Regions from separate parts of the Homo sapiens genome. Here regions 1 and 3 are each linked to region 2. A link is an interaction called in ENCODE POLR2A ChIA-PET data of the cell type or tissue named here. Cell type or tissue: PC-9. All regions are shown on one strand. Each heading gives the region's core, and the rest is flanking DNA. Links, peaks and the distances in the headings are about the cores only.

The links. ChIA-PET counts read pairs that join two places held together with the same protein. Peaks named below come from ENCODE experiments on the same cell type or tissue, not always from the same donor. Only the 100,000 strongest peaks of a DNase experiment are listed, where the experiment ranks them.
Region 1: POLR2A ChIA-PET joins it to region 2 with 6 read pairs; 4 of 35 experiments call an interaction of 5 or more read pairs at or near these places.
Region 3: POLR2A ChIA-PET joins it to region 2 with 5 read pairs; 1 of 35 experiments calls an interaction of 5 or more read pairs at or near these places.

Annotation. Positions count from the first base shown.
Region 1 is chrX:134,569,687-134,577,900 of GRCh38, forward strand. The region is part of intron 2 of PLAC1 (placenta enriched 1); the gene reads right to left. Among named protein-coding and RNA genes, the nearest start is that of LINC00629, 24 kb to the left of the region's middle. In PC-9, for the core only: no CTCF peak of the experiment used is centred there; DNase peaks (open chromatin) are centred at 3,355 and 3,885; H3K4me3 peaks cover 675 bases; H3K27ac peaks cover 2,546 bases.
Region 2 is chrX:134,746,390-134,754,603 of GRCh38, forward strand. It overlaps a transcript of PLAC1 not described here. Among named protein-coding and RNA genes, the nearest start is that of PABIR2, 47 kb to the right of the region's middle. In PC-9, for the core only: no CTCF peak of the experiment used is centred there; a DNase peak (open chromatin) is centred at 3,602.
Region 3 is chrX:134,932,998-134,941,211 of GRCh38, forward strand. No RefSeq gene overlaps it. Among named protein-coding and RNA genes, the nearest start is that of LINC02243, 12 kb to the right of the region's middle. RefSeq lists a silencer at 1,028-1,228. In PC-9, for the core only: no CTCF peak of the experiment used is centred there; a DNase peak (open chromatin) is centred at 3,714; H3K27ac peaks cover 1,550 bases.

The DNA of each region.
Region 1 (8,214 bases), core at 1,764-5,763, 180 kb before region 2:
CAGGGCAGCCTCCCTTCTCCTGCTACCTGCAATTCCTAGGGAAGGGTAGAGTAGTGTGTGTGTGTGTGTGTGTGTGTGTGTGTGTGTGTGTGTGTGTGTGTTTGTGTGTGTGTGTGTGTGTGTTGGGGGACGGTTATTATTATTATTGTTATTATTTGAGACGGAGTCTTGCTCTGTTGTCCAGGCTGGAGTGCAGTGGCACGACCTTGGCTCACTGCAACCTCCGCCTCCTGGGTTCAAGCGATTCTTCTGCCTCAGCCTCCCAAGTAGCTGGGACTACAGGCAGGCACCCGCCACCATGCCCTGCTAATTTTTGTATTTTTAGTAGAGATAGGGTTTCACCATGTTGGCCAGGCTGCTCTCGAACTCCTGACCTCAGGTGATCCGCCTGCCTTGGCCTCCCAAAGTGCTCGGATTACAGGATTACAGGCGTGAGCCACCACGTCCGGCAGGGGGGATGGTTATAAGTCATTCACAACACAGTGTGAATTCATCAGCTGACTTTTCTAACACCTTGCTGAGATGTGCTGGAAGAATGGGATCCCGAACAAGGGAGGGAGAAAGTGGGCTCTAGTTATTGGGGGCAGAGGGAAAAGAAGGCTGAGGGGTTAGAGATGGGAAGGAGATGCCAGAAGAGAGGGCTGTGTGGGGGTGCCCAGCTGAAGGTATTTTTAGCCATCATGCGGGCCATGCACAGTATCCCAGGAGCTGTGGGCAGAATTCTATTTAAAGTCTTTAGAACTCTTTAGAGCTGACGTGGAGTTGGGGACTGGGGAAGAAATAAATGCAAAGAAGGGAGCACTCATTTTGGGACTACTGTCCAGCTTCTTGGGGAGGCCTCTGTGCTGAGAAAAAAAGCAGTCTCAGGGTCTGTATCACTGTAGCCCCATTTTGACTCGATTGCAAATTAGCCTTGCAACATGCCCGAAGCAATGAGCCTAGATGCATTTGTATAGCCAAGTAGGGCTCAGCTGTTGGTACACAGCGTCCTGAACTGAGCTATAGAGAGGTCAGGCAAACCCAGAGCTTCTAATAACACCTGGATGCAAAATGTTTGCTTTCCTTGAAGCTACAGAGTACAAGTAGCTTTCTGTTTTTTTGTAAATGGAGTTTATGCATATACATTTCCCACTAGCTCCTTTAACAGAGTTTTCCTCTTTCCCTTTTTTTCAAGAACTCCCTAATAAGCCTTAATAAATTTTCTACATTAAAAAATCATAAAACATTTCATTTTGGGAATATAAACTGTATTTCCTTTCTTCCCTCATAAACACATATGCTCTTTTAATTAAGTTCAGAAAAATGCCAGTGTTTATGTTTAAGAGCTATCTATATCAGTCACTGACAGTGATACAATCTGATTAGCAAAGCCAGACTGAGATCTCGTAGTACTTGTGAAACCAAGACAGCCCTTTTCTTCTTATAGACAGGAAGAGAATGGATTGGCCAAAACAAAAAAAGGAAAGAGGAAGAAGAGCTGCCACTTAACTCCCCCATCGTTAAATTTTTTATGCTGAAAATGCTGCTTATAAAGTTCAGCAGTTGTTTTGTTTTTAAATTGACAAATAAAAATTGTATATATTTATGGGATACAGTGTTCTATGTATACATGTAACAATGATCTATGTTTACATTGTGGAATGATTATTTTAGATCAAGCTGGTTAACATGACCATTGCCTTACTTTAAGAAGTAGAGAGTAGAATGGTGGTTATTGGGGTGGAGTGGAAGGGGTAAGGGGAGATACTGGTCAAAAAGTAAAAAGTTGCAGTTAGACAGGAGGAATAAGTTCTAGTGATCTATTGCACAGCATGGTGAGTTCAGCCAATAATAATATATTGTATATTTCAAAATGGCTAAGAGGGTAGATTTTAAGTGTTCTTACCATGAGCTCTATTTCTTAATGTTTTATAATGAAGAGATTGAATATTGGTCTAAGCACAGAGCATTTTTAATCTCAGGACCCCAAAAAAATCCTTTTAAAAAGAGACAAAAGCTGAAGTCCAAATTAGTTTTGTGACGTTAGAGAGAGAATTGAGAAGTGTAAGAGAAATCGCTTTGAAAGCAGACAGGATTTTTTGCCTCCCCATCTCCTCTGATGTCGTTAGAGACACGTATGAACTCTTTGCATGAAGAATGGGAAGGGGAATTAGCTAAACATTTCCACATCTGGTTTTGGAACGGTTTGGAAAAAGAATTCACTCCATAGGCTCCTGGAAGCTTTTTGGGTCGACAGTTATTTATTTTTAAAATTCAGTATACTCGTGACAGCATAGTTATCATTTGTATATTGTTTTCCCAGAAACTTGTTGTCAAAACAAAAGGAAACAGCAGGGAAAAGGAAACTCCAAAGCAGCATGCAATTATCTCAGGGAAATGTAACTGTCAGGGCTTTGATTTGCAGCAAAGTTTGTTCACTCTCTTGCAGCTGATTTAAAGAAAAATGAATCTGAGTCAGAATAAAGATTCTTTTACAAGACAAGAACGGAAAAAAAGGAATCCTAACACTTTGTGGGTGCTTTAGTTTAAACATTCAAGCAGTCACATTCTGACTGTGACCTGCAAACTATCTCAAGGTTTGAGAGCCTTTTAAAATGGAGGTTCTTTTTAAAGCCCAGTTTTAAGGAATTAGTTGGTTCACTGCTCTCAAAGAAAGTGACAATTGTGATTAATACTAATGATGTTGAAAGTACATTAAAGCGAGTTAGAAAATTAAATAACTGCTTTTGTAGAATTTACATTAATTTTAAAGACGCTGAGACCGGTTTAGTTTTCCAACCTCATGAAGCACAGTGTTAAAGTAACCGCACATTATTCATCATTTTGTGTGGAAGAAGAATTATGAACTGCTAATGCTTAACAATGTCCATTTTCTCAGCAGAGAAAAACACCTTGACCGAACCCTTAAAAAGGCTTCATTAAAATTAAACTAAAAAGCAGCCATTAAAAATTTATTTCTGATTCTAAAACTAACTGCAGAAAAATTGGGTGGTGTCGAAAAGAAAAAAGAAGGAAACACCCTTCTCAACCCCCAAATAACCATTGTTAAATTTTTTATATATTTCTAATTTGGGGGGAAAGTATATGTCCACATATATGATTCAAAATTATCTCGGGGGAAAAAAGTCAAGGCTTTTTGAAAGCTGTTTTTAATTTTTGACATTGAATTTTAAAGCAATCAAAGCATTATTTTTGTTTGGGCCATCTGGTTTTGTTCTTATAATCTGTTAAGCTATCAAGCATAGTTTAAATGTCATGGTTCATCTCATACACAAATAAAGGTTGCAAAATAAATAAGAATCCAAGCTCCTTGTAAGAGAGAAATTTCCGCTGGGTCGCAAATTTGGTTACTAAAAGGTGAGTAGTCCAATGTGAAATCAAACCATAATAAGGCTACACAACAAGGGTAAACCATGCCCTGACTGAACATAAATATTCCTAAATAAATACAGAAAGCCATACTTTAGAGGAAATTGCAAAGATCAGGTCATGGGAACTCCTCCCCTTTTGTGCAGAGAAGCTGAGTTGGTTGAATTTTAAACTTGAACAAAGAGATGTATTTCATAATTTCCATGAAGTGTGAGGGACATCCCAAATGTATGCCCCTAATTCAGTTTATGTTTTAACTTAACAATTTATTTGAGTTTGATTTTTTTCAGAAAACTACACCCTTTTCCACAAAGCCCCAGAGTCCCTTCTCATTTTAAAAGACAAGGTAGGTTTGTGTCTGTGCAGACCTCTCAACTCCACGGCAGCCACGGCCACATTTTTAACCCATTAGTAGTCTCTGGGAGTCTGCCAAAACCAGATAAAGGCCCATTTGCCTGAGGTGATCTGAAATCATCAGAAGGCAGAGGATTGAATCAGATGTTCCTTCAAGGGCTTCACCACCTCTTTGATACACCTGTGTCAATAAATGAGGGCTCTAGATGGCTTCCAAAAATGGTCAGGCACATTCCCGTCTCCCTTTCAAAATTGGGATTTTTGAGTACAGGTTTTCTTAAAGTGAGGTGCACGCATATGGCCCCTTAGGTGTGGCCTAAGTCCAAAATAAACCACAGTTGACTTTATAGGCTACTTGGCTGATTTTTCACTGACTTGACCAGAATGCATCTTTCCAAAACCCAAAGCTACCTTGTGCATGCCCCACCCAGAATGTGGTCACTTGGTGCATGTGTATAACATCCTGACTGAGGCCATTCACCATCATTTGGCTCCTGAGACGTAGAGAAGGTTTTAGAAAAGGTTCCTTTGATAGGAAGGCTGTTGGTCATTGTTAGCGAGCCTACAATTTGGGAGGCATGCGTGCATATCGGAGTAGGTAAAGATGCATTGCTTTGTGATGAGGACATTGTAGGAAGATAAATTTTCTCTCTCTCTCTCTGTCTCTCTCTCTCTCTCTCTCACACACACACACACACACACACACAGTGATGGAGAGACAGACACACACACACATACTGAGGAGAAGAAAATCCCCAAATCTGTTTCTTACTATTGCCCTGATCCCTACTATTTCTCCCCATTCCTTAATTATTGTACCATAAATTCCTTTAAAAATGGGGTCTTGATCTACTATAGTATCTGGTACACAGTAAGTACTTAGTAAATATTTTTTAAATGAAAGAAGGAAGAAATTAATGAATGACCACCAGAAATCACCACCTGCCCCTGTGCCTCCTTGTCCAGCCCCTAAGGGCCTGAATCTGGTTATTGGCTAACCCCTTCCCCCACTCCTTCTCTAGTCTACCAGTTGAAGGCCTGGGGTAGCAGTAGAGCCTTTCTATAATAGTTAGAGAGTACAGAGTCCTAACAAGCGTCCTGGCCTGTCCACTTGCACACCTGCTTATCTTCTAGGATCATTGATGCCAAGGGCTCTATGTCTGTCCCATCCAACGGTACCCAATGTCCTGTCAATTAGCTCTTAGTCAGTGACTCCAAGTGCAGCCAGCACTCTTTGTACCCCTTTTCCTCCATCCCTGTGATAAGTCGTCCTCTGGAAAGAAGACAAAGTGGAACTCTCCCCTAGTCTGGCCTTTACATGGGAGGAAAGAAGAAATTATCAAGCCGTATCTAGACCAAGTCCAGGCAATTGAGAGACAGCATAATCAGAAGCAGAAGCCTCAGGTTCACGAGGTACTGAAGAATGGTGGGGTGCCTCGAAGGGGCTTGCTAGAGTCCCCAAGTTTACCCAGGCAAATGGACTTAGCCCTGAGGTTGTCCAAGGATTCCCTTAGCTAGAAAAAGGAACCTAAACCACAGGCTGGATATCTGTTCCTCCTGAGAGCAGACCTACACATCCACTCCCAGTTCCATACACAGATACAGAAATCAGAAAATGCTAGAGGTTCTTGGGAAATCAGAGGCAAGATGGGTGAATTCTCCCCTACCCCAACTTGACCCTTGGCTCCCTCTGGGCTGGGCTTTTCACTCTGCCAACTCTGGACTAAAAGAGAGATCCAGGCTAACTTCACGTCAGTTTGAGTGTCCCCGAGCCTGAATGTTCCCAAAAGTGCTTTGCAGTTGACCCCATATCCACATATGATAGAGTATTGTACTGGTAAATATCACTATACACTTCTCTGATCTGGACTTTCTATATAACGAAGATTTGACTTTGGGTGTGATAGCTCCTTATACTAGCAATATCAAAAAACATAACAATTTTTTAAAAACTAGCTGGATGTGGTGGTGCGCACCTGTTGTCCCAGCTACTTGGCAGGAGGATTGCTTGAGCCCAGAGTGAGACCCTGTCTCCAAAAAAAAACAAACAAAAAAAAAAGAGCAAGAACAGGGTGTTGAGCCGGGCGCAGTGGCTCACGCCTGTAATCCCAGCACTTTAGGAGGCCAAGGCGGGTAGATCATGAGGTCAGGAGATTGAGACCATCCTGGCTAACACAGTGAAACCCCGTCTCTATTAAAAATACAAAAAATTAGCCAGGCGTGGTGGCACGTGCCTGTAGTCCCAGCTACTTGGGAAGCTGAGGCAGGAGAATTGCTTGAACCCAGGAGGCAGAGGTTGCAGTGAGCTGAGATGGCGCCACTGCACTCCAGCGTGGGCGACAGAATAAGACTCCGTCTCAAAAAAAAAAAAAAAAAAGTAGAACAGGGTGTTGGTTTGGTGCCTTTTTCCTGAAATTAATTACTTGTTTAAAAAAAAGCAATTGGTTAAACTTGTGTTCATCATTTGCATATTATAATACATAATATTTTAAAATACACCATATATAATGTTAAAAATAAATATAAAAGTCTTATCATATCTAATAATATATACATATATGATATTAATATAATTATTAACAACAAAAAGGAAGTTTCCCCCCACTGGTAATCTATCTTCCCTTAACAAAGAATGAAGGACTTTCTTTCTGAAATTTTTCTCCAGGACTGAGACTTGAACTTACATCACTGGACTACAAATGTTTAGGAATACCTATCTATGTATTCTATATCTATGTATCTAATATTCTATATATACATTATATATCTATATCTATTCTATATCTATATATTCTATATAGCTAGATAATTATATATACATATATATGTATAAAATTATGTCCTCCCAGCTGGGTGTGGTGGCTCACGCCTGTAATCCCAGCATTTTGGGAAGCTGAGGTGGGTGGATCACAAGGTCAGGAGTTCGAGACCAGCCTGGCCAATATGGTAAAACCCTGTCTCTACTAAAAACACAAAAATTAGCTAGACATGGTGGCACATGCCTGTAGTCCCAGCTACTCAGAGGCTGAGGCAGAAGAATCGCTTGAACCCAGGAGGCGGAGGTTGCAGTGAGCCAAGATCGTGCCACTGCACTCCAGCCTGGGCGACAGAGTGAGACTCTGTCTCAAAAAAAAAAAAAAAAAATTGTGTCCTCCCAAAAAGATATATTGAAGTCTTAACCCCTAGTGTTCAGAATGTGACTTTATTTGGAAATATGCTCTTTACAGAGGTAATCAATATAAAATGAAATCATTATGGTGGGCTCCAATCCAATGACTTATGTCTTTACAAAAGGGGAAAATGTGGACACAGAGACAGACACACACAGAGGTAAGACAATGTGAGACATGTAGGAAGAAGGCGGCCATGTGCATCACTCCAATGATGTGCCTGCAACCCCAGGAACGTCAAGAATTGTCAGCAAATACCAGAACTAGAAGAGGCTTCTCTAGAGCCGTCACACAATATGGCCCTGCTGACACCTTGATTTTGAACTTCCAGCCCCCAGAGCTGTAAGACAATACATTTTTTGTTGTTTTAAGCCACCCAGTTTGTGTACAGCAGCCCTAGCAAACTAACAATTATATCTTCCCAACAAATGGAACAGACACACATGCCTCCTTTCTGAGATAGGAGCCTGCAATTATTAATGTTCTGACTCTGTGTTTTGTTACAATCTTAAATTCCATTTAGAATTAGAAATATGATGAAGCAACAAGGAATAGAGACAAAAACTTAGAAAGAAAGGGGCCAGTTAAAAGTGGTATTGGTGCTGATATTTGATGCCTACAGGAGAAACTGAACTAGAATTGCAGTGTAATATCAGGGAGACGTTCCCAACTATAAAAGTTGTCCAAAAATGGATGGAGAAACCTAGAGTGAAACTAAGATCTCTTTGTTCCCTGTAGGCATTCAGTTAGAGGCTGGCTGTCCACTTGTTGGGGTCACTGGAGAGGGAGATCCTGTCCTACGTCAGAGGCTAGAGTAGATGATCTTTGGCCGGGTGCAGTGGCTCACGCCTGTAATCTCAGCACTTTGGGAGGCCAAGGCGGGCGTATCACCTAAGGTCAGGAGCTCAAGACCAGCCTGGCCAACATGGTGAAGCCCCGTCTCCACTAAAAATGCAAAAATTAGCTGGGCGTGGTGGCGCATGCCTGTAGTCCCAGCTACTCTGGAGGCTGAGGCAGGAGAATCGCTTGAACTGGGGGGCAGAGGTTGCAGTGAGCTGAGGTCGCGCCACTGCACTCCAGCCTGGGCAACAGAGAGAGAGACTCCACCAAAGAAAAAAAAAAGATGGTGTTTAAGGTTCTATCACAGAATGCCTCATGTGTGCATGCATGCGTGTGTGTGTGTGTGTGTGTGTGTGTGTGTGTGTGTAGTGGAGGGATAGATTAGCACATGTATTATGAACAAATGCATGCATGGGAACACACACACATACATACATCATGCACACATACAGAGGTTATTTATGTAGGTCTTCTCTTGAAA
Region 2 (8,214 bases), core at 1,990-5,989:
TGCTGTTGGTCCATTTTTACTGCCTTTCTGGAGTTAACATCAAGGACTTTAGAAACATCTTGGTAAAGGCAGATGTAGAGGCTAGATAGGATTGTGGTCACCTTGGCCCTCATTTTTCTTGCTGCTTACAGAGTAGGAAAATTGAATGCTGTTTTTGGACTTGACCCAATACCTCTTCTGTCCAGAAAGCCCATAACTCACTCTCCAATGACTTGTTTGGCTCCACTGGCCATATCACGTATCATATATTATAGATGATATATCACAGTCATTGGCAAAGTTAACTGATGCCCAGGCTCCAGTCACAGATCTCAGCGTCGAGACTGCCAGAGGTAACCATACATTAACATTAGTGAGACATGGTGGGCTGTTAAACCAATCTGCACAATTTGAGGTGAAAGGGTGGAAGTGAATAGACTTCCAAGTCTCTTGGATTAGTATCAGTATAATTTCTTTTGGACTGTAAATACTTCAGAAGATCGTATTTTCTACATTGCTTGGATTTTGTTTTTCAAATCATGTGAATATTGTTTACAGAACATTGTGCTCAATGTTCAAGGGGCTACAGGGTTTCACTAAGGGATACAGGCCACATGCTTCAGAAAAAATAAAAACAGCCCAAGGCAGTATATGCTAAGAGGAATGGTATAGAGTAGGCAATAAGGGGGACAGAAGCACAGAGGACTTTAACCTTAGTTGATGTGTAACAGCTTAAACTCATTTCTAAGCATTGCCCTCAGGCCTTCTCATTCAGGACAATGACATACTCTGGGAGAGGTGGGGTGGAACACCACCGACCACCTAGAGTTAAATGAAACCTCTCATTAACCCATGGCCAATCGGCACCAAGAGCAGCCTGTTTAGTTGCTTGTTTCCTGTGGCTAACACCTGCCTATCCAGGAGGCCAAAAGAGCATATGCCCAAAAGTTTGTGTGGCAGCTTGCATTCTGATGGAGAAGAGAAGATAAATGAGGAGGGGGTGGGGAAAGTGGTGACCTGACCTCCCTGGGAAACACCCTGCTATATTTCGAGTTGCCTGGTCACTCAGCTTAATGATTTTAAAAGAAGACATTATTTTGTTCGGTGGCCTGTAGTGAAGTTTGCACTCTGCCAAGGAAGAGAAAATAAATGTGTGTGGGAGTGGGGAAATTGTAGGGACCTCCTTGGGAAATTATCTGCTAGTCACTCAGCTTATTAATTTTTAAAAGAGACATTATGGGATCAGAAAGAGAATCCTGGCCTGAGAGTCAGGAAACTTGCTGTGTGGTGGTCCTGTGAGCAGATGCACGGAGAACATCAGCCTCTGGGAACCCCAAAGAGGCATTCATAATGATGATAATGCCACAAATATTACAATGTACACCACTTAACACTTTTCAAAGCACTTTTGCATTCACTACCATAAAATCATAGAATATTAAGAGCCAGGAAAGGACTTCAAAATTATCCAGTATGGCTTCCCACCCTAGACAAGAAGCCCTGTGAGAAAGCCAGTTTAGCAAGTAGCACAATCTCCATTTTATAGAAAAACAAACAGGATTTAGAGTTTAAGGCCAAGGTGATCCGGTCAGTTAGTGACAAAATTGGCCTTAGATACGCTAATGCCAGGTTCTCTCTGTGCTATCACATGTCTCTTTTGTTTTTAAAGATACAGGTTCAGCTGCATGCAGTGGCTCACGCCTGTAATCCCAGCATTTTGGGAGGCCGAGGTGGGCGGATCACTTGAGGTCAGGAGTTGGAGACCAGCCCGGCCAACATGGTGAAACCCTGTCTCTACTAAAAACACAAAAATTAGCCGGGCATGGTGGCAGGCGCCTGTAATCTCGGCTACTCAGGAGGCTGAGACAGGAGAATCACTTGAACCCGGGAGGCGGAGGTTGCAGTGGGCCAAGATCACGCCACTGTACTCCAGCCTGGGCGACAAGAGAGAGACTCCATCTCAAAAAAAAAAAAAAAAAAGTACTGGTTCTAGTCACCTTCTGGGCCTTACCATGTAAGTTTACATCTAATTGTTCTCGAATTGCTTTAGAAGCTTCAGATCTGTAAACCCAACTAGAGTACAAATCTTTGAGGGCCAGATTCATATCTGATACCGCTACTGAATCGCCTGTCTTCTCCCCACATCACCAATGGTAAGGGATCTTGGAAGATATTTAACAAATGCCTGGATGAACAAATTGAAATTCTAAAATTTCTGAGTGACTCCTTATCTCTTAGAGGCATGCCAAATTCTACTTTCAGCAGTTTTATTCTCATCTTTGAAAACTTAATTTGGTCGTAGCTACTGGTGTTACTCAGGCAGCTTGAATTACTCTGGTATCAGGGTTTAAATGGGGGGAACGTCTTGATATTTTACAGCAGATGGATGAAATGACTGGCAAGACAATTACCTAGGTCTGATATTGGCAGGTTGAGGCTCTAACATCTGTTTTATTTCTCTTTAAATCCCTAGCTGGAACTATAGAGACTGGAGAAGTCGTATTGTCCCTTACTGGCCACTGGAACATATTGAACAAGACACATTTTGCTTACTTTAAATTTTAATGTTAGAAGAAGAGTTCTAATCAGGGTTACTCACTGTCATGGGTTTTTGACACGAATCAGCCTTTTCTAAGAGTGTTAGGCTGCAATGAAAACAAGAATCAGGCTGGGCATGGTGGCTCACACCTGTAATCCCAGTGCTTTGGGAGGCCAAGGCAGGAGGCTCACTTGAGCCCAGGAGTTCGAGACCAGCCTAGGCAACATGATGAAACCCTGTCTCTACAAAAAATACAACAATTAGGCGGGCTTGGTGGTGCCTGCCTGTAGTCCTAGCTACTTGGGAGGCTGAAGCATGAGGATTGTTGAGCATGGAAGATAGAGGTTGCAGTGAGCCAAGATCGTGCCACTGCACTCCAGCCTGGGCAACAGTGTGAGACTCTGACTCAAAACAAAACAAAACAAACAAACAACAACAACAAACAGGCACGGTGACGTTTGCCTGTAGTCCCAGCTACTCGGGAGGCTAAAGTGGGAGGATCCCTTGAACCTGGGAGGTTGAGGCTGCAGTGAGACATGTTCAGGCCACCGTACTCCAACCTGGGTGACAGAAGAAAACAAGAACCAAATGCCTACACAGAAATATCCACAGGACTGACGAGGTAGCCAAAGAGTGCACTTGTTTCTGAAGTCAAAAATTTGAGCTTGTTGAGATATTTCTATCAAAAAATCAAGATTTTAAATTGCTGCCTAATACCTGGATTTTAAAGAAAACTCTGTTCAGTTCATAATTAATTCTTTTCGTGTTATTAACATATAGAAAAATACTAGCTGATCAGTTTCCATTTCTATCTGCTCATTCCTTTAATTTTTCTCCTTTCCCACAAATAGAAGCTGTATTGCAATAAGCATATCTTGCCCCTGGCCTCCATTCCAAGAACATCTGGAAAGAGTGTTAGTTAAATAGCAATGGGCTTACACAGTGCTATAATTTTTCTAGCTATAAGGAAGCCCCCACCATCTCCACTCCTATCACCAGAGAGGCGTGGGTGAGCTACCCGAAAGCTCTTTTGCTTGGAGAACAAGCAATGGAATCTTGCAGATAACCCTAACCAAACACCACCCAGGCAGAAGGGCCCTAACCTGCCTAGTGAGATTCCTCTAAATACATTTTATACTATCAAGGCTTAAATTCATCAGAAAAAAAAACCAATGGAATTTATCAGAAGATGTTTAAGAGAGAGTAACAGAGCTGCTGGGATATACTCAAACATAACTTTCTAAGCCTAAATTGCATAATATCCTTTTTCCAGATCCTTTTAGTTTGTTTCTTATTCCAGAAAGAACCTTATATGGAATTGCACGCATTTGGCTCAGTACAAATTTGGCCCATGTTGAGCCTCTTAGACTTGGCCCACCACAAACTCATGCTGTCAACCACAGTTTGGTTCCCATCACTGCCCAGTTGTTCCTGATATACCGTATGCTGTGAATATCCCAATCTTTCTCCTCGGGTCCCCAAATCTTCTTCCTCTCAACTCTCCCATTTTTAGTAGATGAGCTTGACAATTCGGTTGCTGAAAACATTTACGCTATGGGTCTGAACTCCCCTAGCTATTGGAGATGTGAGAGCATCTCTCATCAGATGAAGATTTTTCCTAAATACTAAGTTACTGCCTCCTACTCTGCTCTAGAATTCATCTCTTCCCATTTTCTTACTCCCACATTTATTTTCTCCTTATAGACCTCTGCTGTCCTAGATAGTAACCTCTTGCCACGTGTAGCTATTTAAATGTAAATGAATTATGACCGGACGCAGTGGCTCAAGCCTGTAATCCCAGCACTTTGGGAGGCCGAGGCAGGTGGATCACCTGAGGTCAGCAGTTCAAGACCAGCCTGGTTAACATGGTGAAACCCTGTCTCTAATAAAAATACAAAAAAAAAAATATATATATATATATATATATTTATATATATATTTATATATATATATTTTTATATATATATATTTATAAATATATATATATATATTTATATATATATTTATATATATATATTTTTATATATATATATTTATAAATATATATATATATATTTATATATATATATAGCCTGGTGTGGGGGCGCCACCTGTAGTCCCAGCTACTCAGGAGGTTGAGGCAGGAGAATCGCTTGAACCCAGGAGGCAGAGGTTACAGTGAGCCAAGATCATGCCACCGCACTGCAGCCTGGGCAACACAGCAAGGCTCTGTCAAAAAAAAAAAAAAAGGAAAAGAAAAATGTAAATGAATTATAATGAAATAAAGCTAAAAATGAAGTTTCTTGATTGTGCTAGCCACATTTCAAGTACTCAACAGCCACGTGGTGCTGGCGGCTCCTGAATGGGACGGTGCAAATGTATGTAATTCCCATCATCGTGGAAAGTTCTAGTGGACAGCACTGCTCACCAGGGACCTCTGATTTATTTCCTATCCCATTGGCTCTTCAATCTCATGCAGACAACTGCATCACCATCAACAACAACAACAACATCAACAACTGCTCTACAAGTGACCCTCCTACCCTTCCAGCTACCAGTCTCTAGAATGCTGCCAAACTTTTAGAATGAATGCTGCATTCCTTTCTTGCTCCTCTGCAATCTGACTTCCGACCTTCTCGACAGAAATAAAGCCACTAAAGACTTTTGGGGCATCTTCTACCATTTTGTTTTCATTCATCACCCTCCTAAAAATGTCTCCTCTCTATCCTGTTCCTCCCATCTCTTGTCTCTGGCACACTACCAATGCTGAAGAAGTGTTGGTTAAATAAGACAATAAGCTTCCCTCCTTGATCATTCACTCCTCCAGGATCTTTCATCCTACATCTCCCTTCTGTTGCAAAAGCCCGGTCCTCTGCTCTTCTTTTGTCAACCCTTCTCTCATTAGCTCATCTTCTCTCACTTGCCTTTAACTATCTGCTCTGTATAAAAATGGGTCTCAGTTTCACAACTCAAGCTGTCAATTTCTCACTTCCATGACTAGCATTACTGGAGAACACCAAGAATAAATGTTTGTATTATTAATGGCTGCTCCCAGTGATGCAAGGAAACCTGCTTTCCAACCCAGTTAATTCCTATGTCCCTTGCAAAACTGTCAGGGCCAACTCTGTAGAAGTTATCAGTGCTTTCCTGTGAGGCTACATTGTGAGGAGATTTCTGGGCTTGTGAAGAGTTAGGGACTCAAGGGGGCAGAAACAAAGGCTGCAAGATGAAAGACATGGGATGGCTCTGGCTAAAGGAACTTTGTCCATATAACAATTCTGCTACAGTCTTTTCTCAGGACTAGTTTCAAAGTCTCAGGATGATATAGAAGTTCGTTTTTCTTTTCATTTCTTCTTTGTTTGTTTTTTTTTAGAGAGGGAAGTGGGTTAGTAACCTCCACATTGCCTCTTCATTGAGAACTACATAATAGCTATAGATTAAAATGAAAAACCCGTCACTTTCAGAAGGGCAATATCATGCAATAAGCCTGCAGCAAATTATACCTTGGTGTTACATGAAGGAAGTTGACAGGACAACACTTTCTTCCCCTTCTCAAAATGAATGTAGAAAGTACACTCTAACCTTTACCAGCATATGATGTCTATAACTAACATGAAGGAAAGTCAAAACTTTTTTTTCTCCCCTTGGCTTTTTTTTTCTTTCAACAGACACATTGCTCTGCTGATAAGAAAGCTAAGAAAGTGGGTAGGTAGAAATATACAGCTCATTCAATTAAATGAAAATTAATGTAATGCAGACAACACAGTGCAGGCTGCTTGATTTTGTTACATTTAACTTAAAGACTACCAGGCCCTGACAAACATCCTTGAAATGTAAATTCAACATTCAAAACCCACAAGTCACACTAAGAGCACTGGGAAACAGGAGAAATACACACTGGACAGATGCAGGCAGTCCCAAAGCTCGGTGATCTTTTACAGCTAGAAGGTCAAGGCAGTTATTTCACAGTGATTTGTATGAAAAGAAAAATAAATTGAAAAGAGGGCATTCATGTATATATGAGATAATTGACATAGCAAAAATAACTCCCAAAGTGAGCATTTACTAGGCAATTTAGGTTAAAATGGTATAAAAGGCAGATTGTTTGGGCCAGCACATCCGCCTTTCTTGCACTTAAAGATAATTTGTAGATGAAGAAACTGCTCTCTTTAAAAAAAGAAAGAAAAAGAAAATCCTCCTCCACAAAGCCTCCTTTCCCACAGCCTTCTACCAAACAGATTATGTTGCTAGGTAAACATAAGCTACCAACAATTTCTGTACCAATATATATAGCAAATTATACTTCAGAGGAAGCCTGCAAGCTTATGAAACAGATGGCAGATTTGTGTCGTGGCCCGAGAAACAATTGTGTTTTGGTAAAATGAGCCACTGCAAGTCTCCCTGACATTTTCCTAGCCTAATCGACATTGACTTTTCATGTCACGAAGTTGCATGAAAGAGCGGGATCATGTAGAAAAGCAGATAAGCATCAGAAGCAATGGCAAAGATGATGCCCTTTTAGAGCTGGAATCATCAGTTTTAAACTTTGAGTTTAAATATACGATAACAGCAAAAAGTAAACCAACACAGCTCCTAATGTATCGCTCAGACCTGCCATCTGGGCTGGAGTCAAATTTAATAAGCCCAACGACATCAACTCTACTTCTCCAGCACTATAACTAATCTTAGGCTGTTTAAACAATCAGGGGCGGGAACGAGATGGTATAATCTTCTGTGAACTGGATGTAACTGGAGAATATATCCATGCTTATTTAGATTTTATAAAAAGAAATTTCGGAGACTTGAGGTCCTTACAGCTCACATTTCTCATCCAAACTAAACTGTTATTTGTTTAATAAGCAACTGGTTCACAACTGGACTTCAACTGTCCCACCACATCCTGGAACAAAGTGTTGAATCACACTCAGATCCACACTGACATCTGCAGGTAATTGAAACAGGACTTCTGTGAATTGATTTCTCGACTCGGGAGTCTCAAACCATTCTCCAGAGTAGTGTGCTAAACCATAAAACTTAAATACCCCGGATGACACAAAATATTTCTTTAAAAAATACTATCAATGTTTAAGTGCTTCCATAGACTAAAATATTGCATATAGCATCTGAGTTCCATCACATAGAAAACCCCACAAACACACAGCTGTCTCTGCCTGGCGTAATTATGGTGATTTTTATTTTCACTTTAAACTTTTTTCTATTTTTCATTACTTTTCATATATTATCCAATGAGCATATGGTACTTTTACAATACGTTATGGCAAGGTTGCTACCTAAATTTTAACCTCAAACTTTCTGTTGTCCCTATCAATTTATATTCACATTAATCAAAGCTTCAACAAAATCCAGCAGAATATTGTTTTATTGTAATAACTGCTGCTATGCAGCACACTTATTTATATAGGCTATCAAAACTCCTAAACATTCACAAGATAGGGAGTAGATTCAAGCTGCTTTAGGCTAATACATGAGATTTTTCTATAGTGCCTTTCCACTGAGCAAAATTTTAAAGTAACATTTATTGGATCGATCTATAATTATAGTATTAGAAAAAAATGGAATCTGCTACCAAGAGACTCCTTTTACAATGACTGTCTAGGGGGAAGCCTATTTTTCTGGGCTTGTAAAAATCAAGTAACTCGCTCAACTTCTGAGGTAAAAGTCAACATAGATGGAAGGCTTTATTCTATGTGTTGAAA
Region 3 (8,214 bases), core at 1,764-5,763, 190 kb after region 2:
TGTGTTCTGCTCTCCCATCTATTCATCTCTTCTCTGTGTGTACGTTGCTTAGAAGGAATGTTGTGTTGGTTTGGAAGAATGACTGATAAATTACTCAGAGGAGGGAGTAAGACCCACAGTGAGACATAAGGAAAGTAATTTTTTCTCTTGAGTGGGGTGCAGATAAAAGGAAGGAGAGAATAAAAGCTTCAGATTCATCTGCTATAACTTGTTTTTGTTGTTGTTGTTGTTGTTGTTTTTTGTTTTTTTTTTTTTTGAGACAGGGTCTCTGTCTCCCAGGCTGGAGTGCGGTGGTGCCATCACGGCTCACTGCAGCCTCGACCTCCTGGGCTCAAGTGATTCTCCCACCTCAGCCTCCCGAGGAGCTGGGACTACCCATGCCTGGCTAATTTTTATATTTTCTGTAGAGACAGGGTTTTGGCATGTTGCCTAGGCTGGCCTCAAACTCCTGGGCTCAAGTGATCTGCCCTCCTCAGCCAGGATTACAGGCATGAGCCACCGTGCACCCACTGGTGCCCAGTCTCATCTGTTATAGTTTGACAAATACCTGGTATTGGGACCATTTCTGAGCTGTTTGTTTGAGAGACTGATGGAAGATATTGAGATAAGTTTTAACTACACTTTTTTTCTAAACAAGGAAAGGGTCTAGCACTGTGATTTCTGCTTGTTGTGGGGTCCTATCATTTATGGAACTTTCTTATATCTTTTATATTTTTTTTGAGACAGAATCTCGCTTTGTTGCCCAGGCTGGAGTGCAGTGGCATGATCTCGGGTCACTGCAACCTCCGCCTCCCGGGTTCAAGCGATTTCCAGATATTTTTTGTATTTTTAGTAGAGACGGGGTTTCACTATGTTAGTCAGGCTGGTCTCTAACTCCTGACCTCAAGTGATCCACCCGCGTCTGCCTCCCGAAGTGCTGGGATTACAGTCATGAGCCACCGCACCCAGCCCCTTTCCTATATCTTTTAACCCAACATCCACTAGCTATGACCTTCTACTCACTCCATTCTCCCTGTATTCACCCCTCCCCAGACAAACCCCACCTCCTTTCACTGTTCCAATCTGCTTCTCTCACAGCTCTCTGTCCATTTCTGTGACTGGCTGCTGGATTTGATCCAGCAGCACAGAAACCAGCAACCCAGTGAAGGTAAGATACCCACCCAGCAGCCTGGCTCAAGTTCCAGGCATACAGAGCCCTGTTTCCAATCCTGTTGGTCCTAAAAATATACCAACCCTTGGCAGGTGGCTGGGCTATTTTCAACCTTGGGGGCCGCAGGAATCAAGGGATTCGTGCCAGGTCAGGAAGCAGAAAAGCAGGCTTTCATTGGTGGGCTTCATATAGAAACAGCTGTCTTGTGGCATGAGTTCAACTGATTCTCAATTGTCTATTTACTGGCATTGCCATTTTGCTGTTTCCTTTTTAAAGCTCAATCACATTTTCCAGTTCCACCCTAAAACATGAACCTGGGATAGCAAATGCAGATATTGGGAGGGGAGGGTGAAAGTCCAGAGAAATATCTTTTTAAAACCTGTCCACCTTCATGTAGTTCTGGAATTACAGAGGAGCGCTGAAGGAACACTGAGTGACTTCTAGTTTCTCAGCAGTTTCAGGCTTAAACATCATGTCTAAAAAGTGGGTCATGGTGCCTGTTTCTGCTGGCAAAATTAAAGTACTATTATTATCCCCATTTTACAGGGGAAGAAACCTGAGGAACAGAGAGGTTAAATTACTTGTCCAAGCTCACACAACTAGGAAGTGGCAAACTCAGATCTGTCAGGTTTCAAAGCTTATGCTCTTAATCACTAGTGTTTCTGACACTGTGGTCCTCAAGTTGTCCCACAGAATGGTATTAAGTCAATGACCATCTTATAACCAAATACTGTCATGCAATTTCAGCACTAAAATTTGCATTTCTGTTTACAATCATAATGGTACCAAAGATTACTACTTTAATTCTTTTGGATCCAAGGGAAAAGAACAGAGGTAGACATAAAGTATAAGTGATATATTTCCTTCAAACGAAGCCAGATAACATCAAAGTTAATTCAGAGGAATTGTTTTAATAATGCACATGCTAATATTCAATTCACACTGGGGCAAGTGATTTCATTTTAGCAAAACAACACCATCCATTATATTAAACTAGTGTTAGTGATTTGAGTTGTATTGATTTTTTAGTTTTGTTTGCATTTAATATGTGAAATCATTCTGGATTTACAGTTGTTTAAATGCTATGAGTATAAGGAGTTTATGTCTTGTTTTATGTTATCATATATGTAAGTAATATTATAATAGAAGATCAACACTGAGGGCCTGAAATAATTATTTTCTGATGGAAAGTGTCCACACATTGTTCCTATTTGAGAATCTGCTGTACAGGGCATTGAAAACTGTAAAGAGCTGCATGACTGTCCAGGAATTCTTTTTGTTAGAATTTTGTTTTTGTTGCTGTTATCACCTTGGAGATATGTGAAGGACTCAAGGTGACCCTAACCTCCCTTAAACCACTGGCGCATGTAGGCAATAAAACTAGACATCTTTGGCATGTCTTGACTATTCAGTCTAATTACTGTATCTTGGTAATTTGTGTTTTAAGCTATTGCTAAAAGATCGGACAATTTTCTCATTTGTTTCTCCAAACAAAAAGGATGCAGTGGCAGGTCTTAAGGTGAGGAAAGAGAAAAAGGGGGATAATTTCTATTTTCTTTCACTTCCTCCAAATTGCATATCATTTTCAGCTCCTTTCAAACCTGAACGTAGTTATGAAATTGGGCAAATTGGTTCAAAATGATTGCCCACTCCCTATTCTCCAAAAAGAAAGAAATGGAATGAAATCAAAGCTCCTCACTCCATCCCCAGAGTAAAGGGAAATGTTTGATGCAGCTCAGACTGGAACTCTAATTCTGGCTTTGCAATTTAGAAGCTCTGATCCTCAGTTTCCTTACATGCAAAATAGGGATAAGATAATACTATCTTCAACCTCATAGAGCTGTAGTGAAGATTAATGTAAATGAGATAATATGTGTATATCATCTAGATGGTGCCTATCACAAAGGAGGTACTCAAAAAAACTTGATTTTTTTTTTTGAGACAGAGTCTGGAGTGCAGTGGCGCAATCTCGGCCCACTGCAACCTCCGCCTCCCGGGTTCAAGTGATTCTCATGCCTCAGCCTCCCAAGTAGCTGGGACTACAGGTGTCCATCACCACGTCTGGCTAATTTTTGTATTTTTTGTACAGACAGGGTTTCACTATTTTGGCCAGGCTGGTCTCGAACTCCTGGACTCAGGTAATCCTCCTGCCTCGGTCTCACAAACTGCTGGGATTACAAGCCTGAGCCATCACACCCGGCTGAAAAACAGTGATTATTATCATCTTCAAATCTCTCTCCCAGCAGGACTGCACAAATGTTTTATTCTTTTTTACTTTTGTAAAAATTATTTTGTTACTACTTTAATGCTTTCAGTGGAATCAACAAATGTTTTATTAACTTACTAATTCCCTCTAACAACAGAGCCTATTTTATTTTTTTTGTCCACATTCTTTCAGGGCAAACACATGGAAAAATGCTTAAGATATAATGTTAAGCCAAAAAAAAAAAAAAGGGAAACAAAAGTACGTGTACATGGAACTTACAACCAAGGCTGGGCCTCTGTCTTCCTCTTTGCTGTATCTCCAGTCCTTAGAACAATGATTGTTGCCTGGTAAGTGGTATGACTTAATAAATACCTGTGGAATGAACAAACTATGGAAAAATTTGAAAGCAGCTGAACAAGGTCAGAAGGAAGCATCTAGGAGTGAAAAATACTGGGATTGGATTAGAGCAGAAATGTGACTCTTTTCCTTCCTTCCTCCCTCCCTCTCTCCCTCCCTTCCTTCCTTCTTTCCCTCCTTCTTTCCTTTTTTTCTTTTCTCCCTTCCTTTCTTCTTTCTTTTCCTCCTTCCTTTCTTCTTTCTAAAATTTTTTAAAGTATTAAAATATATTTACAGTTGAAACATGGGAAAATGAACGTATCCTGTTTGCCTTACAGAAAAAATGCACGTTAAAAATTTCAGTCAAGCTGGCCAAAGGAGCCACAGATGTATTATTAAATTGTAATCTGGCATTATAAATTATAAGCAGGCTTTGCTGGGAATGTTCCTTGGTCCTTTTATTGCACTGTAAGGAGAAAATATTCAGAACACTTTGAAGCATTCGCACTTCAAATAAACATAAAAGAAAGGGGCAACTTGGCAATGGGTGAAATGCCATGCAGGCTTCAACATGTGGACCTAATAGAGTTGCTGTAGAGAGCTTGACAAGTAAATTTATTAGAATTTGTTCATGAAATAATTTATTTATAGTGTATGGACAATGAACCACATTCAACTTTTCTATTTAAACTCTTGGAGTTTTGAATGTACCTTGAAAGAGTTCAACTTCTTCATTTTACAGATGAGAAAAGTAATCCCAGTTTGGGGATGTGACTTCTCCAAAGTCACATTTGTATTTCTATCCCTCAGCAGCCTCATCCCAATCAATCTCCACACTTGCATAGGGCTTGAGTTCTCTTTTTTTTACTTTTGAGACAGAGTCTCACTCTTTTACCCAGGCTGGAGTGCAGTGGTGGGATCTCAGCTCACTGCAACCTCTGCCTTCCAGGTTCAAGCAATTTTCCTGTCTCAGCCTCCCAAGTAGCTGAGACTACAGGCACACACCACCAGGCCCGGCAAATTTTTGTATTTTTAGTAGAGATGGGGTCAGGCTGGTCTCGAACTCCTGACCTCATGTGATCCACCCACCTTGGCCTCCCAAAGTGTTGGGATTACGGGCGTGAGCCACCTTGCCCGGCCACCAGGTTTGAGTTTTGTTTTTCTTTTTTCTTTCCTTTTTTTTTTTTTTTTTTTTGAGATAGAGTCTTGCTCTGTCACCCAGTCTGGAGTGCAGTGGCGCGATCTCGGGTCACTGCGACCTCTGCCTCCTGAGTTCAAGCGATTCCCCTGCCTCAGCCTCCCACGTAGCTGGGATTACAGGTGCCTACCACCATGCCCGGCTAATTCGGGCTTGATTTTTCAAAGTGCATTGACACACATCTTGGTGTCTCAGGTTCTCCATGTACAAATTGGGGTTAATTATGGAAACTACCTCGTTCAAGACTACTGTGAGAATTAAATGAAATAGCCTCCAGTAAGCATTAACAATTGTTATTATCTTCTTAAATAAAAATTGTGGGAAGCCAATTGTTTTGGACTGAGATCCTGGACTAGGCCTAACAGAGCAAACCAAACCAGAATGGAGTCACTAGTTCTAGGTGCCATGTAATCAAACTGAACTTTAAAATGAGCCAACTTTCCAAAAAATAAGATATTCACAGTGGCCAATCAGAAGGGGCCCAGTTTATCTGAGCCAGTATGATAATGAAGTCCCCTCTATTCTAACCCTGTAAGGAAAGTAACTTTGAAATGAACAATTTGCTGGGTGTGGTGGCTCACACCTGTAATCTCAGCACTTTGGGAGGCCAAGGTGGGAAGATTGTTTGAGCCCAGGAGTTCCAGACCAGCCTGGGCAACATAAGGAGACCCTGTCTCTACAAAAAACTAAAAAATTAGCTGAGTGCAGTAATGCGTGCCTGTGGTCCCAGCTACTTACGAGACTGAGGTAGGAGGATTGCTTGAGCCTAGGAGGATGAGGCTGCAGTGAGCTGTGATCACACCACTGCATTCCAGCCTGGGTGACAGAGTGAGACTCTATCATTAAAAATAAATAAATAAATAAAAACAAGTGAAAAAAATGAACAATCTACTTTTTGTTCTCTATTTTTGCTTCTTTACCACTTTTCTGCCTATAAAACCAACCCTCTCTGCTCTGCTCATTGGAATTCCTTCTATTTTATGGATGGGATGCTGCCCAATTCATGAATCATTAATAAAAGCCATTTAGATCTTTTCAACTCAACTTGTTGAAAGTTTGCTTTTCGACATCATTATTGTTATAATTACTATCTTGTGGAATTTCCTCCACAGCTTTGGAAGACAGGCAGCATACGCCCTCCCATCATTTTACCTGTGAGCATATGAAAGACAGAGGGGTTAAGTGGCTCATCTAGCTTGTAAGTACCACAGTCACATCTGGAACTCTGATATTCTGCCACCCCATGCATTGATCAACTCCTTCAAGATCCTTTCCAACTCTAAAATTCTGTGGTTTCAATATAAATGAATCTCAGGGTCAGCATTTTAAAAACTTTGAGTTTTTTGTCTCAAGAAAGTAGCAAAGGGTAGGGCTCACATTAGATAGAGTCGTCCCTCTGTATCTACAGAGGATTGGCTCTAGGACCCTCATGGATACCAAAATTCTCAGATGCTCAAGTCTCTGATATAAAATGGCGTAGTATTTGCACATAACTGATGCACATCCTTCTTTATATAAACCATCTCTAGATTACTTATAATACCCAATACAATGTAAATGCTATGTAAATACATACACTGCATTGTTTAGGGAAGAATGACAACAACAACAAAAAATCTGTACATGTTCAGCACAGGCATTTTTTTTCAAATATCTTTGATTTCAAGTTGATTGAATCCACAGATGCATAACCCACAGATACAGAGGGCTGTCTGTACTAATAAATCAGTGGTGTCCCATTTAGTGCATTTAATTTATGCAGATTTAACTGTGTGGGTATGCTCTACCAATACAGGAAAATAAAAGAAATAGAAAAAGCAAATCCATTTGCCATTCCATTTAGTAAGTATATGCCACAGAATGAGCATGAGACAGGAGTAAATCAGTTGGACAGCATATATGCAAGGGCATGGATAGTATACTTTATGGGAAATTATTGGAACTTTCAAGAAATATATATATATATATATTTTTTAGACAGAGTCTTGCTCTGTTGCCCAGGCTGGAGTGCAATGGTGGCATCTCGGCCCACTGCAACCTCTGCCTCCTGGGTTTTCAAGCAATCCTCATCCCTCAGCCTCCCAAGTAGCTGGAATTACAGGCATGCACCACCAAACCTGGTTAATTTTTGTATTTTAGTAGAGACAGGCTTTTCCCATGTTGGCCAGGCTGGTCTCGAATGCTGGCCTCAAGTGGTCTGCCTGACTCGGCCTCCCAAAATGCTGGGATTACAGGTGTGAGCCACTGTGCCTAGTCCTTTCAAGAATAATTTTTTTTTCTTTTTTATTTTGAGATGGAGTCTCACTCTGTCACCCAGGCCAGAGTGCAATGGAGCAATTTCGGCTCACTGCAACATCTGCCTCCCAGGTTCAAGTGATTCTCCTGCCTCAGCCTCCAAAGTAGCTGAGACTACAGGTGCCTGCCACCACGCCCGGCTAATTTTTTGTATTTTTTAGTAGAGACGGGGTTTTGCCATGTTGGCCAGGCTGGTCTTGAACTCCTGACCTCAAGTGATCTGTCTGCCTTGGCCCCTCAAAGTGCTGGGATTACAGGCATGAGCCACTGCGTGTGGCCTGCTAGTATCTTTTTTTTTTAAACGCTTTTTTTTTTTTTTTTTTTGAGACAGAGTCTCACTCTGTCACCAAGGCTGGAGTGCAGTGGCGTGATCTCAACTCCCTGCAACCTCTGCCTCCCGGGTTCAAGCAATTCTCCTGCCTCAGCCTCCCGAGTAGCTGGGTATACATGCTCCCGCCACCACGCCTGGCTAATTTTTGTGTTTTTAGTAGAGACGGGGTTTCACCATGTTGGCCAGGCTGGTCTCGAACTCCTGACCTCGTGATTCGCCCACCTCGGCCTCCCAAAGTGTTGGGATTACAGGCATGAGCCATCGCATCTGGCCAAGAATAATTTTAATGTGATTTTTGGCTTGACATGCTGACTCTGTAACTTAACTTTCACATTAGATATGACACTGCAATACTACTGCTACTGCTACTACTAACAGTATAATCTACAGATTACTACATGTTGAAGTGTTAAGTTATTTTTAAAGTGCATTACCTTATTTAATTACCATAAGAATCCTATAAGAACAGGTACTTAATTATCCCCATTTTCTTTGGGAATTTATGATACTAGTAATAATAGTATTGTAATAAAAGCTGCAAACTTTTGAAAGTCTAATAGCTCAGAAAGGTCACTTTGTTCAAAATCTTAACAGCTCTTAAGTATCAGACCCAGAGTTACAACCCACATTGGTGAAGTTACACAGACAGAACTCATAAAATGTGACAGGCATTGAGAAGTGATTTCTTTCTTTTTCTT